Linked DNA regions of Homo sapiens: region 2 is linked to region 1. Evidence: read pairs that join two places in POLR2A ChIA-PET (ENCODE). Cell type or tissue: K562. All regions are shown on one strand.

The links. ChIA-PET counts read pairs that join two places held together with the same protein. Peaks named below come from ENCODE experiments on the same cell type or tissue, not always from the same donor. Only the 100,000 strongest peaks of a DNase experiment are listed, where the experiment ranks them.
Region 2: POLR2A ChIA-PET joins it to region 1 with 7 read pairs; 2 of 35 experiments call an interaction of 5 or more read pairs at or near these places.

The regions. Positions count from the first base shown.
Region 1 is chr11:71,967,235-71,971,234 of GRCh38, forward strand. The region is part of intron 3 of RNF121 (ring finger protein 121); the gene reads left to right. Among named protein-coding and RNA genes, the nearest start is that of IL18BP, 30 kb to the right of the region's middle. In K562, no CTCF peak of the experiment used is centred here; no DNase peak of the experiment used is centred here.
Region 2 is chr11:72,625,038-72,629,037 of GRCh38, forward strand. All of the region lies in intron 2 of PDE2A (phosphodiesterase 2A), which reads right to left. Among named protein-coding and RNA genes, the nearest start is that of MIR139, 12 kb to the left of the region's middle. RefSeq lists enhancers at 802-1,346, 1,347-1,890, 3,590-4,000. In K562, no CTCF peak of the experiment used is centred here; DNase peaks (open chromatin) are centred at 854 and 1,514; H3K27me3 peaks cover 289 bases.

The sequences.
Region 1 (4,000 bases):
TATAATATTTATGTTTTTTAAATAACATGTTTATACTGATGTATAAATTTCTACTTTTAAATATTATATATTGACTTCCTACTTTGGAAGGTAATAATTATGTGGGTTTTTTTTGTTTTTTTTTTTTTTTTTTGAGACGGAGTCTCACTCTGTCACCCAGGCTGGAGTGCAATGGCATGGTCTCGGCTCACTGCAATCTCTGCCTTCTGGGTTCAAGCGATTCTTCTGCCTCAGCCTCCCAAGTAGCTGGGACTACAGGTTCATGCCACCACACCCAGCTAATTTTTGTATTTTTAGTACAAATGTATTTTAGTACAAAATACAATAGTATTTAGTATTTTGTATTTAGTACAAATGTATTTTTGTATTTTTAGTACGTGGTTTCACCATGTTGGCCAGGATAGTCTCGATCTCCTGACCTCGTGATCTGCCCACCTTGGCCTCCCAAAGTGTTGGGATTACAGACATGAGCCACTGTGCCTGGCGGTAATAATTATCTTTTACTGCTATACCTATACCCGTTACATACTACAAACATTTCCTCCTCCCAATTTTTAAATAAATATTCATTGTTTACATTATTAAGTATTATATGTAAGTATTATTCACAAGATGTATTATTCACAGCTTGAGCCATATGATATATTTGGTACATTTTCTTTCCTTTGCTCAGGTTTCTTTTGGAATGTTTCTTACTGATTTGTAAGAGCTCTTTGTAGGTCAGGAATAAGCCTTCTGACATAATTTGCTACGGATATCTTTCCCCAGTTTGTCATTTGATTTTATTTGTAGAATTGGTAGAAAAATTTTTATAGATTAGATTTATGAACGATCTTTTTTTTTTTAAGATGAAGTCCTGCTCTGTCGCCCAGTTTGGAGTGCAGTGGCATGCTCTCGGCTCACTGCAACCTCTGCCCCCGGTTCAAGCGATTCTCCTGCCTCAGCCTCCCAAGTAGCTGGGATTACAGGCTCCTGCCACCATGCCTAGCTAACTCTTTGTATTTTAGTAGAGAAGGGGTTTCACCATGTTGGCCAGGCTGATCTCGAACTCTGGACTTCAAGTGATCAAACTGCCTCGGCCTCGCAAAGTGCTGGGATGACAGGTGTGAGCCACTGCCCCCAGCCCAATTTATGAACGATCTTGTTGGCTAAGTACTCTATTGTTTGCTATTCTGTTTGGATGGCCCATCTTGCTGTTCCTGATTTTCTATCCTGGTTCTTATAAAGTTCTTCTGCCTGCCTAGGCATATTTTAGGTAATAGCCATAGCTACCAATTTTACAATTCTTGTGGACCTCTCATTCTCAAATCTGCTGTAGGTTAAAGGTCAGTTCTAGAGAGGAGAAGCAGAGCATAAATATAGTTGGGACATTACCACCTATGTAATTACGTAGACATAATTAATAACACTAGCTAGCATTTATTGAGTACTGTCTATTTATTTGTTCAGTCAGTAGATATTCGTTGATCCTTTCTAGTCCCACGCTGGGGCTGTGCTCAGTTATATTGTTTCCTTTGTGGAGAAACAACTTTGAAAAACAGTTTCAAACTGTTTTTAAATTAAACTCCCTATGATCTGGGAGTTTAATTCCTAGATATATGCCAAGAGAAGATTTTGGTACATCCTCCTAGGATTTTTCTTTTTTCTTTCTTTCTTTTTTTTTTTTTTTGAGTCAGGCTCTTGCTGTGTTGCCCAGGCTGGAATGCAGTGGCGCGATCTCGGCTCACTGCAACCTCCGCCTCTTGGGTTCAAGTGATTCTCCTGCCTCAGCCTCCCAAGTAGCTGGGATTATGGGTGTCTGCCACCATGCCCGGCTAATTTTTGTATTTTTTAGTAGAGACAGAGTTTCACCATGTTGGTCAGGCTGGTCTCGAACTCCTGACCTCAGGTGATCCACCTGCCTCGGCCTCCCAAAGTGCTGGGATTACAGACGTGAGCCACCGTGCCTGGCCCCTCTTAGGATTTTTCATAGCAACACTATTTGTAGTAGCAAAAACTTGGAAATGACAATACTCACGTAAAGGTGAATGGGTGAGTTAGTTGTGATATATTCACATAATGGAATATAACATATAAAATAATGCATATGACATACTTATAAAAAGACAAAATATAAAATAACTATAGCTACAAATAATGGTAAGGATGAAGCTTAGCAGTATAATATTGAGTGCAAAAGAAGAGTCCTAGAAGACCACTTATAAGTTGACACTTTTTATAGAAAGGTAAAAATAATGGAAACTTAAGTGGTATGTTTTCTTTTTTTTGGCTAAGTTTGTGTTAGGCATAAACGGTATGTTTTAAAATTACGTATATGTGTGATAAAACCATATTTTACTTTATTTTGAGACAGGGTCTTTCTCTGTCACCCAGTCTGGAGTGTGGTGGCATGATCACAGCTCACTGCAGCCTCAACCTCCTGGGCTCTGTTGATCCTCCCACCTCAGCCTCCCAGGTAAATGGGACCACAGGTGTGCACCACCCTTGCCTGGCTAATTTAAAAATTTTTTTTCTAGAGATGAGGGTCTTCCTGTGTTGATGAGACTGGTCTCAAACTACTGGGCTCAAGCAGTCCTCCCACCTTGGCCTCTCAAAGTATTGGGATTACAGGCATGAGCCACCGTGCCAAGCCAAAACCACATTTTAAAAAGCAAGGGAATAGAATCAAGATTCCAGATAATGGTAACCTTGTATGGAAGAGAGACTGCAGGATAGGATAGAGACGAGCACATAGCTAGATATAAGTAATTTTAGATGTTTCACATCTTAGGTTCATTTGTGGGTTCAGTATTTATCATGTTATTAAATAATTAATGTAAAAAGTAAAGAAATTATGTCATGTGGTACAGGATGGATGAACCTTGAAGACATGTTAAGTGAAATAAGCCAGTCACAAAGAGACCAATATGATTCCACTTATATGAGATATCTAAAGTAGTCAAATTCATAGAAACAGAAAGTAGAATGATGGCTAGGGAGTAGGGGGAATTAGGGCCTATAGAGCTTCCATTTTACAAGACAAAAAAGTTCTGGAGATCTGTTACAAAATAGTAACAGATAGTAATACATAACAGTATTGAACTGTATACTCAAAGATGAATAAAATGGAAAATTTTTTGGGTTTTGAAACCACAAAAGTAGTTTTGGTTGACACAGTGGCTTACACCTCTAATCCCAGCACTTTGGAAGACTAAGGTGGAAGGATCACTTGATTCCAGGAGTTCCAGACAAGCTTGGGCAATGCAGGGAGACCCCATTTCTACTAAAAATTTTAAAAATTAGCTGACTGTGGTGGTGTGCACTTGTAATGCCAGCTACTTGGGAGGCTGAGGCGGGAAGATTGCTTGGGCCCAGGAGTTTAACGCTTCAGTAAACTATGATCACGTCACTGCACTCCAGCCTGGGTGACAGAGTGAGACTGTCATTTAAAAAAAGACAAAATAATAATAACTTTAAAAAATTAAAGGTGGTCCATGCATGGACTAATGATGAGAATGTTCATTAACCAAAGAATTTGAATAATTTATTTTTTTCTCTACCTAAAGTTCAAAAATAAAGCAAGAAAGAAAGCAACTACCAAGACAGGGACTTACCTTGCCTTAAGACACACTATAAGAATAGACAAACAGATCAGTGGGACAAAATGCAGATCTCAGAGATGGATGGGAATTTAATATATAATAAAGGTGTAACCACCAATCAATAAGAAGGTATTCATTGTTAAGTAGATTAGTTGAGAAAACTGACTCACCACAAGGAGAAAAATTAAAACTAGATTTGTACATAATACTGAATACAAAGGGGACTCAAGATAAAGACCTAATTATGAAAGGTAAAGTTATGAAACTAATTTTTAAAATATAAGCAGGCTGGGTGTGGTGACTCATGCCTGTAATCCCGGCACTTTGGGAGGCTGAGGGGGGCAGATCACTTGAGCCTAGAGGTTCAAGACCAGCTTGGGCAACATGGTCAAACCCTATCTCTACAAAAAATAAAAAAA
Region 2 (4,000 bases), 660 kb after region 1:
TGTTTCCTGTTGTTGTGCTCAGAGTCCTCAGCCTCTGCTTGTTCCTTCAAGGATTTCCTGTTGTCAGGGCCCCTGGCAGGCCTGGCCTGTCTGGGATACACACCCCTAAGCCCAGAGGCTGGCCAGCAGGAACCCTGGGCCCTCTGCCTCCCCACTCCAACATTCCGGCTGGATCCATGGGACTTTCCATCCTCCCCTGGTCCACCAACCTGGATCCCCCATGTGTCTGCACTGGTGCTGGCTCTACTGGGATGGACAGAGGAGATCAGCTCCGGGCCTCGCCCCAGCCCCAGGGTGCCCAGACCTGTGCTTCCCAGAACAGGGCTCCAGGGCAGCCTGCACAAGCTGTTACAGCAACTGAACAACTGTGGACAGGACCAGCCCAATGCTCCACGTGAAGCTGCTGAAAGCCTGAGGAGTGGGAGATGGAGGGCAGAGGACAAGGGTTCGAGGGTTTAAAGTTGAGGAAGACTTCCCAGATGGAGCGGCTAAGAGCCAGGAAACAGGGAGGAGGAGGAGGAAAAGGCAGCCTGAGGAGGGGACACCAGGCTGGAGGCCGGAACCTGGAGGAGACAGGATGGACCAGGAAGAAGAAAGGAACATGAGAGAGGTGGAGGGCATTTGTGGGGTTTGGAGAAAACAGGCTTCTCTCCCATCTGCTCCCACCTCTCCCTCAGCCAGCACTCAAATTCAGGCTCTAGGCAGGGGCCTCTGGCACACCCTTCCCTCCTAGCCCCACAGACTCCCCCCAGCAAGGGCGCTGCCAAGCTCCCTCTCCTCCTGCCCCAGCCGGTCTGCAGGAAGGACACACGGAGGCCAGTGCACACGCTCTTCACACAGCCTGAGATAAATATTTCCCGGGAAACGGAACTTGTTCTCTCAGTGTTTACAGCCAAAGGCCAGGCAGGACGGTGGGGGGTGGGGCCGGCTGGAGCAACCTCAGCCCGGGGCCGCAGCATCTGGCCTGGGCACTGCCTTGGACCTGCCTGCGCCTCTATGCCAGCTCCTGCCTTTCCCTGAGTCTCAACTCCAGGCCCTTGACGAGGCTGGCCCTCCCTGGGCCTAGGCCTTGCCCGCGAGCCTGGCGTGGTCTCAGCATGTGTCTTCTCTGGGTATAAGTCCCCGGTGCTTTATGCCTCCTCCTTTAGACTAGGCTTCTTTGATGGCAGGACCTGCGATGCCCATCTCTCTCTTTACTCAGTCAGCCAGGGGTGTGGACAGTGGATGGGCAGGCAGAGAGACAGGCTAGAGTGGCAGCTGAGACCGCCTCCCTGGTCCCAGGTCCCTGCACGCCCCGGGCCTGTGCAGCCCAACAGGGGCACAGACAGATGGCAGGGCCTCAGGACCCCCATGGATGCCAGATGCTAAGGCCAACTTGTTGGCAGCCACTCCCTTGGGGCCATGGGGCATTGTAGAGGCCACTGGCTCCTGATGTGCAGAATCCAGGAGGAAGTAGCACATCTGGCAGCTAGGAGCACTCACTTGAGAATGTTAGATAAGGGCCCGAAAAGTGCTGCCTACAGCGCGGCCCCTCCAGCCTCACCCCAGGACTTGCTGGTAAGCTATGCTCGTATACTCGGAGCCTTCTCCCCTCCCACTCCTGCCCACACTCTCGCACAAGCTGCTCCTTCCCCAGCGAAGCCCTACTCCACCTGCAGCGGCAATGGCAATACCCCCTCCAACCTGGCTCCCGCCCCTGCCTAGTGCTACCCCCGCAGCTGGGCCCACATATTCACTGGTGGCCTCAGCCTCACCCTGACTCTGGCACCAAGCCTTCCTCAGCCCAGCACTCATGGGCAGAGTGTTTTGGAGCCGGGTTCTGAGCATGAGCCAACCTCCTGCAGCCTCCTCTGGGGCTGAGTCCTTGCTCCAGCCTCCTCTATCTGCTTTTTCCCAGTCCTGTTCTGGTCCTGGTTGTCCTTAGCTGCTGCTGTCAGAAGCTGACCTCATGGACCTCTCTGACTGCCTAGCTGGTCCCTGGCTTCTTCGGTTGGTGCCCTTGACCCTCTCCATCCTTCAAAGTTCTAAGGTTGCCTCCTCCAAGTCTCCAAGACCGCCCAACCCAACTGTGCCCCTTCTTGGAACTACTCCAGCCCTACTCACAGCCACTCTTGTTCATTCAAGAAGTATTTATTGAGCACCTACCATATACCAGGCCTATACCAAGCACCACATGGGCCCAAGAGAGACAAAGGAGACTCAGTCTCAGCCTCTGCCTCCTGGGTGTTTACAACCCCATGGGGAAGGATACACTACCCACAGCACCCCGTGGGGTAACAGGTTTCCCAACTGTGGGCTCAGGGAAATGGGGACTGTGAGTGCCCAGGGAAGGGAGGAGACTGGCTCGGCCTGAGGTAGAGGGACCAGTCTGAGGAACGTCACAAAGGAGGTGACATTTCATCTGGGCCTTGAAAAGAGAGTAGGTGGAGAAAGAAAGGAAAGGTATTCCAGACAGGTGGTCAGTGTGAGCAAAGGCAGGGAGGCAGGGGGAGCTGCTGTGTGCTGGGAGTGAACACAACAATGTGGCTGTAGCGCTGGCTGTCTCAGGGCATAAGGGGACACAAGGGGACATGAGGGGACCCAGCAGGCAAGGCCAGCAATGCCCTGCCAAGGGGTGTGGTCTTTGTCCCAAGGGCAGCAATAGAGGAGCCGGTGTTGGGCAGTGCATTTCAGTACTTATTGTGGATGTCAGTGCCCTCATCCACGTCCGCCTCTCCCCATGCCCCCATCCCAGCTAAGGCTCCCAAGCCGCCATCTGGGCCCTGAGAGCCATCACAAAGAGGGCATTGACTCAGCATGCTCAATTCACCAACTTGAACTGCCCCAGACCTGACTTTCAGAGAGACAGTAATGATGCAGAGGCCTGGCCCTGAAGGAGGATGCCAGGCTGAGCTGGAAGAGCCCCTCCTCCAAGTCAGCTGCTGGCACAGGGGCTAGGTAACCATCCCAGGAGGGTGTGCTGAACACACGCCTGCTGGGTGGGGATGGGTGCTGGCAGCTCTGCTTTCTTGGCTGCTGCCCAGCCAGTGCCAGGAGAGTGTGCCATGCCCATAGAACTTCCATAAGCCTCAGCCCAGCTCTGCAGAGCATCCTGTCTCACAGGGGTACAGCCTAGTCCTGGCTCTAAGGATGTCATCCTTGAGGGAAACAGAGAGGAGGCTAACTCTCCCCAAGGATCTGCCATGTGCCAGGCCTGCGCCGGGCACCCCACACATACAGTCTTTGTAACTTCTCCCAACAGCTCTATTGTGGTAATGTTGAATAACAGTGATTACATCCAAGAATGATAGAGGTTCTTTTTTTTTTTTTTTGAGATGGAGTCTCACTCTGTCACCCAGGCTGAAGTGCAGTGGCGCGATCTCGGCTCACTGCAAGCTCTGCCTCCCGGGTTCACACCATTCTCCTGCCTCAGCCTCCCAAGTAGCTGGGACTACAGGCGCCCACCACCACAACCGGCTAATTTTTTGTATTTTTAGTAGAGACAGGTTTCACCCTGTTAACCAGAATGGTCTCGATCTCCTGACCTTGTGATCCACCTGCCTTGGCCTCCCAAAGTGCTGAGATTACAAGCGTGAGCCACCGCTCCCGGCAGTGATAGACGTTCTTATCCCGCCTGGCAGGTGAGGAGACTGATGCTCAGGCTGGTTAAGTGACAGGCACAAGGCCACACACCTAGGAAGCAAGGGAGTTGGGACTTGAACCCGTGCTCATCTGACCCTGTGGCTTGTCCACTATATGAGGCCATCTTGGCTTCCCAGATCCACCCTGACAGGAGGGCCCCTCAGGCTCCCAGTCCCTTTTCCCTCCAGCTGCCCCTGTGGTCTGAGCAATGCCCTCGGGTCCCCACTCTCTCCAGTCTTGCCCTCTCCATGTTGGCAGCGTCCCCTCAGGCAGCCCATCTCTTCCCAGCAGTGCTGAGTATAGGCCTGGGCACTCGGGTGGGGTGCTGGCAGGACCCAGAAATCCAGCAGGCCCTGCCAAGAGTCCAGGCAGACACTAA